2 separate regions of the Homo sapiens genome follow, and region 1 is linked to region 2. The links are chromatin loops, found by intact Hi-C in ENCODE. Cell type or tissue: gastrocnemius medialis. All regions are shown on one strand. Links, peaks and the distances in the headings refer to the core of each region. The heading gives the core; the rest is flanking DNA. Region 1 overlaps LOC101929710 (a long non-coding RNA gene). Region 2 holds the start of LOC107986365 (a long non-coding RNA gene).

Region 1 (5,387 bases), core at 86-5,085, 350 kb before region 2:
AATCTGCATTTTAAAAACAAACCCACTCTGTTTGGCACCCTGACTCGTTTCTCAAAAGGTTGCAAAATTCTCCTAACAAAAACTATTACACTTCAACTGAATTTTTAAATTACCGTTCAACTGAATTTTTAAAATACTCTTTCACATAGTACAAGTAAGTGTTGTGAAATTCAATGATGGTTGAGCTTCGGGGTTCCAGAGAGGTTGGCAATAACTAGTTTAGATTCCCTAGGTGTGAACTAAGATATAACATGCAGTGAGCAGTATAAATAGACTTAAGTTAAATTTCTTTCAATTAGAAGTTATTAGTTACACAATTTCCATTTCCAGGTCATCTATGCATCCACAGATGGTATTAGATAAGGGAGCTAGACCAGGCATGGTCTACCTAGGGAATTTCACAAGGTTCTTTTATAATCATTTATTGCCTACTGGGCCCTTAATGATGTTACTCAGGATCCCATTAAGTTAGCCATGAATATAGTAATTGGTCCCCTGACGATAGCCAGGGGGAGTCAAATCTTGTGGCTCCACCCTATTCTGGTCATGTTGGAGGCAAGATAGAAATTGTTGCTTGTAATCTTCAAGGGCACTTTTCCTTTCTGGGGATAAGGTGCACTGTGCTCCCAAGCACATTTCTCAAAACACAGCCTGAGTCCCTAGAGAGTCCTCCCCCTCTAATTCAGGCTGGCACTTATGACTTACTTTTAAAAGTAATTTGAAAATCCCATCAAATACAAACAATCAAAATCTAGATTCTCCACCAGATATTCTGTAGATCTAGTATTCCGTTGTTTCCATCTGCCCACATCAACCACTTAAAAATATTTTTGGACAAGGTTTTTCCTGCCTTTGTTGATACTTAGGTAAGATGGAGCATTTCTAGAGACTGGACCCAAAGCAACTACACACATGAATATGATATAAACTAGTTCTGTGTTAGCAACGGGGAGTCAGATTTTGCTGATTTGGTGTTCATATTCAGACAAAGTTCTGCAGTTTGCGGAATTATAATACCAAACCAGAGGTTATTCCTGATTCATTTGAATGAATCCCTGTGCTTGTGGTTCATGTATATAGCTGGCTTTTGAAATTTTTCTAACTTTTCATGGCAAAACTTAAAGCAAAGAGAGTTATAGAATCTTCCAGATATGGAAAGTACTTTAAAGAGCATACACTCCTATCTCTTGTTTATTATTTATTTATTGGTTTTGACATCCAGGATACACACTAGATTACCTAATTTTTAAAACTCATCTTCTACCTTAACTGTCACTAAATTGTCAGCTTTTTAAGGGAGAAGATTCTTTCTTACTCAAGTGTGTTTTTAATCACTGTGAGATTATATTACAGTGAGATTATAGTTCAGCTTCTTGAGGAAGAAGGCTTCATTTTGCACAGCTGCCCTGAATAAATATTTTTTAACTTGATCATTCAGTTGGCAGATGTTTTTTCTCGTTCTCTGTTTTCCAGTTGGTGTATTTGGCTGCCATATTTCCTCAATTCTGACCCCTGCCCTATCATTTATTAATGTATGACTTTGGGCAAGTTATTTAACCTCTCTGTGCCTTAGTTTTCTTTTCTGTAAAATGACACTCAGTAGCATGATGATGATGTTAGCTGTTGTCTTTGTGGGTATTTTTTAACATGATTAATATTTATGTGTCTAGATTAAGTAGATAACACTAATAATAGCTGCCGTATTTTGAGGACTTTCTTAGTACATTTCTGCTGCTATAACAAAATATTAATGCCACAAACTGGGCAACTTATAAACAATAGGAATGTATTTCTGACAGTTGTGGAGGCTAGGAAGCACTGGCAGATTCAGTGTTTGGTGAGGGCTTGTCCTACAGATGACATTTTCTTGCAGTGTCTGTGCAAAAGGGCAGAAGAAAACAAACCCACTACCTCAAGCCATTTTGTAAGGTCTCTAATCCCATCCATGAGGGCTCTGCCCTCCTAACTTAATCACCTTCTAAAGGCTCTACCTTTTAATACCTTCACATTGTCAATTAAGTTGTGCCGCATGTATTTTTGGGGAAATTCACACTGTGCTTATGCTTCCTGTCCTTTCATTTAATAGCCTAAGTTCTATCTGGAAAATACTATGGGAAAACAGAAGTTATTTGAAAGCTCTTGAAAGTAGGACATGTTAACAGTTACAATTAGTAAGTATATACTGTACACATTTTATTATGATAGATTCTTCCATGATTATAAGATAAGTGATTTTTCTTTTTTTTCACTTTTTTTTAAGTTCAGGGGTACATGTGCAGGTTTGTTAAATAGGTAAACTCATGTCATGGGGGTTTGTTGTACAGGTTATTTCATCACCCAGGTATTAAGCCTAGTTCTCATTATCTGTTTTTCCTGATCCTCTCCAACCTCGCACCCTACACTCTCAGGAAGAACCCAGTATCTGTCGTTCCCCTCTATGTGTCCATGTGTTCTCATCATTTAGCTCCCACTTCTAAGTGAAAACAGGTGGTATTTGGTTTTCTGTTCCTGCATTAGTTTGCTGGAGTCCGCCAGCTCCATCCATGTTCCTGCAAAGGACAGGATCTTGGTTTTTTTTTTTATGGCTGCATGGTATTCCACGGTGTGTATGTACCACATTTTCTTTATCCAGTCTACCACTGATGGACATTTAGGGTGATTCCATGTCTTTACTATTGTGAATAGTGCTGGATGAACACACGTGTGCATGTGTCTCTATGATAGAATGATTTATATTTTTTTGGGTATATGTTCAGTAATGGGATTGCTGGGTTGACCGGTAGTTCTGTTTCTAGCTCTTTGAGGAATCTCCACACTGCTTTCCACAATGATTGAACTAATTTACACTTTTACCAACAGTGTATATGTGTTCTTCTTTCTCTGCAACCTCCCCAGCATCTGTTATGTTTTGACTTTTTAATTATAGCCATTCTGACTGGTGTGAGATGATATCTCATTATGGTTTTGATTTGCATCTCTCTAATGATCAGTGAAGTTGAACCTTTTTTCATATGCTTGTTGCCGACATGTATGTCTTGTTTTGAAAAGTATCTGTTCATTTCCTTTGCTCACTTTTTTATGTGGTTGTTTTTTTTTCTTGTAAATTTGTTTGTTTCTTTTAGATGCTGGATATTAGACCTTTGTCAGATGCATAGTTTGCAAACATTTTCTCCCATTCTGTTGATTGTCTGTTTACTCTATTGATAGTGTCTTTTCCTGTGCAGAAGCTCTTTAATTTAATTAGATCCTATTTGTCAATTTTTGCTTTTGTTGCAATTGGATAAGCAATTTTTCAACTGAAACTATAAGAAGGAGTTTTTAGGCTTCCTGGACCCACTGTTCTACAGTATTATATGGAAATCATTGTCCTACAACATAATATTTTTTAAAAAAAACCTTCATGGTACACTTAACAAAATCAGGATACATATGCTGATGTAGCACAGAAGAGTAAATTAATTGGGCATTTAAAGTCTGATGAGTTGCACTGACTCTTGGGTTATCAGGTGGCGACTTAATTATGCTACTAAATGAATTAACACTCCTTAAATGTGGGAAATTCACACTCAGCTTCATCACTCCTGTCAGTGAACTGGTGGCAGTATCCAAAAGAGCAAAGTACATTTCTGAAAAAAATCCAAGTGGTTCATATTAAAGAATAATGAGTATCAGATGCATTAGGGCTCTATCATGTAATGTTGCTAACGTCCCCTATAATATTCACTGAAGACAAACTGGGAAAATACAGAGAAATAGAAAAAAGAAAACTAAAATCACCTACAATTCCACACCCTAAAACAACCATTACTAAGAACTTTATGTACCAATTCATCCCAGCCACAATTATATATATATAAATGCATGAGATTAAAATTGGGGTCATGCTACAGATAAAAATTTGCATTTATCCTATTAAACAAACTCACTGAGAACACCTTCCTAGACAAAATAACTTTTAAGCTTTTGCCTTCTCTTCAGTTACACATGACATATGCTAAGTAACATTATCAGTTCAGGATAGAGGATATAAGTAAAAGAAAGATTGACACTGCCCAGGATAGAGAAACAAGAGTATGAACAATAAATATGTGTGTTATTTCTGAATATAATTTTTTTAGTCATCAATAAATTATTTATGGGGAAGAGTTGAAAAAGGCAGGATTTAAAAATTATTTTTGGAAAAAGTACAGGATCTCAAAAATGCTTCAGAGAGAATTAGTTTAAGTTTACTAGTGGTCTTTTTGGGAGGGCTCAATGAGTACTTATTGTATGGATTAATTTAAGAAGAGCTATACATATAAAAGTATGAACATATTCCCTATAACCTAAATCCTTTCTCTCCCTCATCTAAGACTTATTCCAAAGTCCCATGTTTTTTCTATATTTAAAGCTGCATAGGAATTTTAATTTTTAAAAGTAGAAGTGTGGCAAGGCATGGTGGCTCAAGCCTGTTATCCCAGCACTTTGGGATGCTGAGATGGGTGGATCACCTTGGGTCAGGAGTTTGAGACCAGCCTGACCAACATGGTAAAGTCCTGTCTCTATTAAAAATATAAAAATTAGCCAGGCATGGTGGTGGGCACCTGTAATCCCAGCTACTTGGGAGGCTGAGGCAGGAGAATCGCTTGAACCTGGGAGGCGGAGGTTGCCGTGAGCCAAGGTCACACCATCGCACTCTAACCTGGGCAATAGAGTGAGACTCCATCTCAAAACAAACAAACAAACAAACAAACAGCAAAAAAATAAAAATAAAAGTAGAAGTGTTACGCTGATTACTTTCTTTGTAGACATATATAGAAAATATGGAAGTATACCTAGGTACTGACAGATATACAAAGAATTGGGAGATCTGTGCTTATAGTTCTTGGTGCTGGCTTATATTTTCTGTGATTGAAAGTCTCCTTTAATAAAAGGGGGATGAACAAACCTTTTGTTGCTGAAGGGTTCCTGGAGGCCATCTTCTAGTGAATGCTGCTTTTGGTACCCATTAGAGTTCACCACTGGGCCCATGCATCTGCCAAATACAGCCTGAAAGTTCATCTTTTGATTCCCAATGGCCTCTGTAGCACTGGCTACATCACTTGTGAGGCCCAGCGCAAAATGAAAATGTGGAGCCTCCTATTTAAAAAGCAAGAAAATTAAAATATGAAGCTTTTTCTGTTATTCCACAGTCTTTCCCTCAACCTATCATGGTGTTTTTATTTACTATTTAATGTTGCACATTCTTAGGCATGGAAATACCTGCAGGATGAATGCAGATTCACATAGGGCCTCGCTCTGTGACTAAGCCCTCACGTCACCCACCGTTAAGTTCTCCTACTGCCATCCACTTGCCCAACCCATTCCCTGGCAGGTGGCAGAGAAGGCATGTCAGGCATCTCCCTTTC
Region 2 (5,387 bases), core at 292-5,291:
GTAATTAGAATGTCCTTTAACAATTCTCCCTTAGCCTTTCTTGCCTACTTAGACACACATGAGACATATCAGTTCATTTCCTCCCTACCTTCACTCTTTAGTCTTTAAAATAGAAGGAATGTTCCTCCTCATTTCATCTTGTGGTAATTCTTTATTTGTAATTCAAGGCATTTATGAGGAGAAAACATTAATATGAATGTATTTTAGTTTTTCAAGGTTTTTATTGTAACACTGCACCCTAAGGACCTGATACCCAATTAAACATTTTAAAAAATGGTCAAGCTTTTATATACAAAAATAGTCTCTTAATGTGTGTTATTTGAGAACTCATTTTTTTTTTCTTCATGACAAGGTACACTACTATAACCCTTACCTTTTTCCCCAGGTTCCACTTAAGTTTTATGAAGTGACAAGAGTAAACAGGTTCTTATATATAAGTTGGTCATTGTTCCATATGATCCTTTCTATATTTGTATAAGAAATGGTTGATTGGTTGCCAGGCACAGTGACTCATGCCTGTAATCCCAAACCTTTGGGATGCCGAAGTGGGTGAATCACTTGAGCTCAGGAGTTCAAGACTAGCCTTGCCAACATGGTGAAACCTCGTCTCTACTAAAAATACAAAAATTAGCTGGGTATGGTGGTGAGCACCTGTAATCTCAGTTACCTGAGAAGCTGAGGTGGGAGAATTCTTGGGCCCGGGAGGTAGAGGTTGCGGTTACCTGAGATCACACCACTCCACTCCAGACTGGGTGACAGAGTGAGAGCCTGTCTCAAAAATAAAATAAAATAAAATGGTTGATTGGTAGGAAACTAAAGCTGAAGACTAGAATCTCTATTAAAAAAGAGAGTTAGAGAATTCCTATGCATGCTTATTTGCAGGCATATAAATAAATTTGGGATGTAAAATCAGCTCCAAGCAATCAATCAATCTTTCTTTCTTTTCTTTCTTCTTTCTTTCTTTCTTTCTTTTCTTTCTTTCTCTCTTTCTTTCCTTCTTTCTTTTCTTTCTTCCTTTTTCTTTCTTTTATTTTTTTATTTATTTATTTTATTTATTTATTTATTTTTTGAGACGGAGACTCGCTCTGTTGCCCAGGCTGGAGTGCAGTGGTGTGATCTGAGCTCACTGAAATCTCCACCTCCCAGGCTCAAGCCATCCTCCCACTTCAGCCTCCCAAGTAGCTGGGACTACAGGTGCATGCTACCACGTCCGGCTAAGTTTTGTATTTTTTGTGGAGACAGGGCTTCACCATGTTGTCCAGGCTGGTCTCAAACTCCTAAGCTCAAATAATCTGCCTGTCTTGGCTTCCCGAGGTGCTCGGATTACAGATGTGAGCCACCGCACCCAGCCTCCGATCTCTTAGAAAGAAGCAATATAAATTAACAATGCCAATGTCTTTCATGGTGAGGAAAATGGCACAAATGGGTAGATGGCACCAATGGGTAGATTTCTGTTTTGGCTGGGTATACAAAGACCCAACTTGGCGATCCACATGATACATTAAGTCTCTCCACATATCTAAGGGTCTGCAGAACATTCACCAACGGTGTGCTACAGATACCATCTCAAACTATTCCCAACGGAATACCTTGTCTTTTCACCCAACTTGCTCGTTCAGTCATCCAACCAAACCAAGAACTTGGATATCATCCACATGACTTTTCCCCACCCCCTATTACCTGCCAAACTGTCTCATCTAATCAGTCATTAAGTTAACTTATGTTGATTTGGTTCCCTTATTACCTTTCCTCTTTAACCCATTTCTTCTGGTGCTGCTGCTTTGCTGAGTTCCTAGTCCACCCTTTCCCAATCTATTGTGGTAATCTCCCTTCTGATTTCAATGGCATATCATCTCACGTTGAATGACCTACAAGGTCCTCCATGACAAGCCTCATTAGTCTAATGTCTCTACTACCCTTACTCTCATCCTAAACTTTAGCGATGTTGAACTATTCACAGGTCCCCATTACATGTGTTTTTATATCCCATGGCTTTGAATGTTCTCCTCTTCTTTTCTTGGAGTATCATTCCCACATAATTTTATCTGTCAAACTCCTATTCCTACTTTAAGACCCAGCTCAAGCATCTTTTTCTAGAAAGCTTTTTTGGAACCCCAAACTGTTGATCATTCTCTTCACTGGGCCCCCTCTTTAATTTGTACGTACCTCATTATTATACTTGTTAACGGTATTGCCATTGTTTGTTTGCAGGCCTGTATTTCCTTTAAAAATGTAAATTACTCAAAGGCAGGAACTATGGCTTTTCATTTTTTTTTTTTTTTTTTTTTTTTGTCTTCAGCATCTGTCGCATTATCTGGCACACAGCAGATTCTCAGTGAGTGTGTTAATTGAATGATTATGAATAGAGTTCATGATCACTTGAGATTTCACCAAGTTCTATTCTTCTATGATTTATGATGTTATACTTATTTTAGGTTTCAACACTGATTCAAATGTCAGGGGCCAATTTGTTACTTAACCAGTGTTTTTATCCGTCTGCTCAGAAGTGGTAGCTGTTCCTTCTCTGGAACGGTTGAAGGGGGATGGAGCAGAAGCAATCACCTTGTGCAGCAATGGAAATGGTAAAGTTTGCCATCTATAATGAGAGCATATCATGGGCAAGGGGATGGTTTTGGAGTGAAACTGATCTCAGTTTAATTTCAGTTCTGTTTCTTATTCCGTGTATGACTTTGGACAAGGTTATTTGACTTTCCTGAGTTTCACATTTGTCATCTGTAAAGTGGTAATAATAATAACACCTGAATCTCAAATTTGTTGTAAGGATTAGATCAGGTAGTGTGTGTAAAGGACTTACTACAGTTTTTCGCATATAGTGACTTCTCAATAAATGGTAATTGTTATCATTATCATGACTTTTATTGCAGTAGCCACACAAGAGAAAAAAGCATGATACTGCCTTCTGATCCCCAAGGGATTCCTCCTTCAAAGATAAAGTATACTACTGGGATCCTTATTCAATCTACAGAACACAGAAAATTATTTGAGGAACTATTTTCTCATTTCTCTCAAGAATGGTAGCTAACCAGTGCCATCCTTTTTACAGGAAAGATGTTAATTCATGATTTACAAATAGTATTTTAGGACGTTAATTCTCTCCCCTTGAAAACGGCAGAGTGACCCCCAACACTCAGTGGAATAATGGGCTGAAAATATAATTTTAGAATCAGTAATAAAGTTTTCAAGACACTTAGAGACATCTTGGGTTAGCACAAAATAAACGAGAAGGTTTTCTTCGCATGTGTCTTTTAACTGTGTTGTGCTTCTAAGGTAGAGAAGACAATTCTGTGACCAATGGATCAGAGATCAGAAGAGCGATTCAACAACTCACTCTAGGGATAACTTAGGGCAGTCCCTTATGCACCAGCAGCTTCTGTGTATTTATAATGAGGATAACACTCACTCTGTTGATCTCACTCAGCCTTGGGCATTTTAAATTACATCATATATTTGGAAGTGCCTTACAATTTGTAAAGTGCTGTACAAATCTTAGTGATTATGAAGATGATTATTCTGCTTTCCTGCCATCCGGCTTCCTCCACCAGATGCCCCTAATGAGCCCAGATCTCTACCAGCAACTCAACTGGTTCTGAAATGAGGACACATGTAGCTTTGGTTGAAATAATCAACTTTTGTTTATTCTTTTGCTGCTTTCATTCTTGTGAAGCTGGGCTTTCCTTGGCATTTTCATTGACGATTAAAGATCCCAGGTACTATTTCTTTCTAACTGCTCTTCTGAAAAATGTTAAAAACTCATGGCATCTGTCAGCTCCATCAGGCCACTTACTGGGTTCCCAAATCCCAGGGAATTGCCCAGAAGGCCTGGATGAGTGTTTTATTGCACTGGATGGAGTTATCTTCTGATTTGTTTTTGCAGGTCAGAAGCATTAACAATGAATTTAGCTTGCTTTTTTCTCTGTCTTTCCTTCTCTCTCCCTCTCTCTCTCTCTCTCTCTCTCTCTCTCTCTCTCTCTCTCTCTCTCTCCTTGTGACATGGCTATAGAACTGAATATCCATTTGCTACTAGGTTTCCTTTCTGGGCGTTTGTGTACACTTTTCAGAGGAGCAGAAATCAAGGCAGATTCGGTGCCAGTTATTTTAATGGAGAAAAAGATTGACAAACCATCAGTCTTTCTCACTCGCTCACTGCAAGAAAAGATGTGACATGACCTGCAATAGCATTTCAGACCATCTGACTTAAGACTTGAGTTAGTTAGGTTTTATCTCCTCCAAGAAAAATATTTGACCCTTCATTTCCAGCCAAGCTCTTCTATGCTCTAACTATCATGCCATTTCCTGCTTCTTGATCCTGGTTCTTCACTGGGTATAACTTACCTTCCCTTTCTCATTGTGGAAAAGCGAAGCAAAACAAGAAATCATCAGGTAAAGCTCTGCCTCCTCAGTTATTTCCAGACCCCTCCAGTTTCCATCTGAGATTCCCTTTCTCCTTAGCCCTATGGCATTTATTATTCATATGGTATATTTTGAAATTATGAAGAATGTCCTAACTGTGTTTTATTTAGTAACTTTTAAAATAATTTATGAATTCTTTTTCTCCAACCCATATGGCAAGAATCATATCTTAAATTTTCTTTCTTGGCATAAAGTTTTAGCTGGCCTTATTATTACAAGCTTATTATTATTACTATCTATCATCTTCTATTAGTAGCAGTAATGCTTGTGGATTCATTGATAACTGAGGGTCCAGTGGAGACCCTGGATCCTCTCTGAAACCACTTGGGTATGTGCAAGAGTGCAATTAGCCTCACTTTTGCACCAGGAAGAGAAATGTTAAGAAAACAGTGTGATAACGTGTGCTTTTAAATTGGTGAAAGTTGTGAATTTTAAAATGTCAGCATATTACTTCTCTTAATATTTTGACTCAACCACAAAGCTTTCTCTTATTAGGAATTTCAACTCATTATAAGAAACTGAAGCAAGCCCTTTCTGGCTCCCTCAGGAAAAAGCTGAACAAACAGATGGGCCTTGCTAGGAATGTCAATCAACAGGAGCCCTGCTCCTGCCCACAGATGCTGTAAATTTTACAGGGATCCCCCCTAGAACATAGGCCCCACTGCCCAGTTTCCCTGGGGAGCTGCAGCTAGAAATAACAAAGCCAGAGTCTTATTTTACTGCATTATTGCTTTCTTTAGAAGGCCTCATGTCCAGTAGCACTAACATGAGAAGTCAGGCTACTCTTTATGCTCCTGACATTTTCTGCTCCTAACAAAGCTGTAATCGTTACTGTCAAGATTTAACAATTTCAGAAATGGTGCTGATGACCCAGATGCCTTTCTTTGTTAACAAATAATTCCTGTGGCATTAGCTATTCTCCATGTATTGAAGGATTTCTCCCTCACTATCAGATT

The links. A loop is a pair of places that touch in the nucleus more often than their neighbours do. Peaks named below come from ENCODE experiments on the same cell type or tissue, not always from the same donor. Only the 100,000 strongest peaks of a DNase experiment are listed, where the experiment ranks them.
Region 1: a loop joins it to region 2, with 4 times the contacts of the local background. A loop is called at or near these places in 77 of 110 quality-filtered maps.

What each region holds. Positions count from the first base shown.
Region 1 is chr5:95,975,410-95,980,796 of GRCh38, forward strand. All of the region lies in intron 1 of LOC101929710 (a long non-coding RNA gene), which reads left to right. It also overlaps a transcript of CAST not described here. Among named protein-coding and RNA genes, the nearest start is that of ELL2, 16 kb to the left of the region's middle. In gastrocnemius medialis, for the core only: no CTCF peak of the experiment used is centred there; no DNase peak of the experiment used is centred there.
Region 2 is chr5:96,324,429-96,329,815 of GRCh38, forward strand. The region is part of intron 3 of LOC101929710 (a long non-coding RNA gene); the gene reads left to right. LOC107986365 (a long non-coding RNA gene) reads left to right here and starts at 2,589. Exons shown (of 2, transcript XR_001742457.1): 1 at 2,589-4,401. It also overlaps a transcript of CAST not described here. In gastrocnemius medialis, for the core only: no CTCF peak of the experiment used is centred there; no DNase peak of the experiment used is centred there.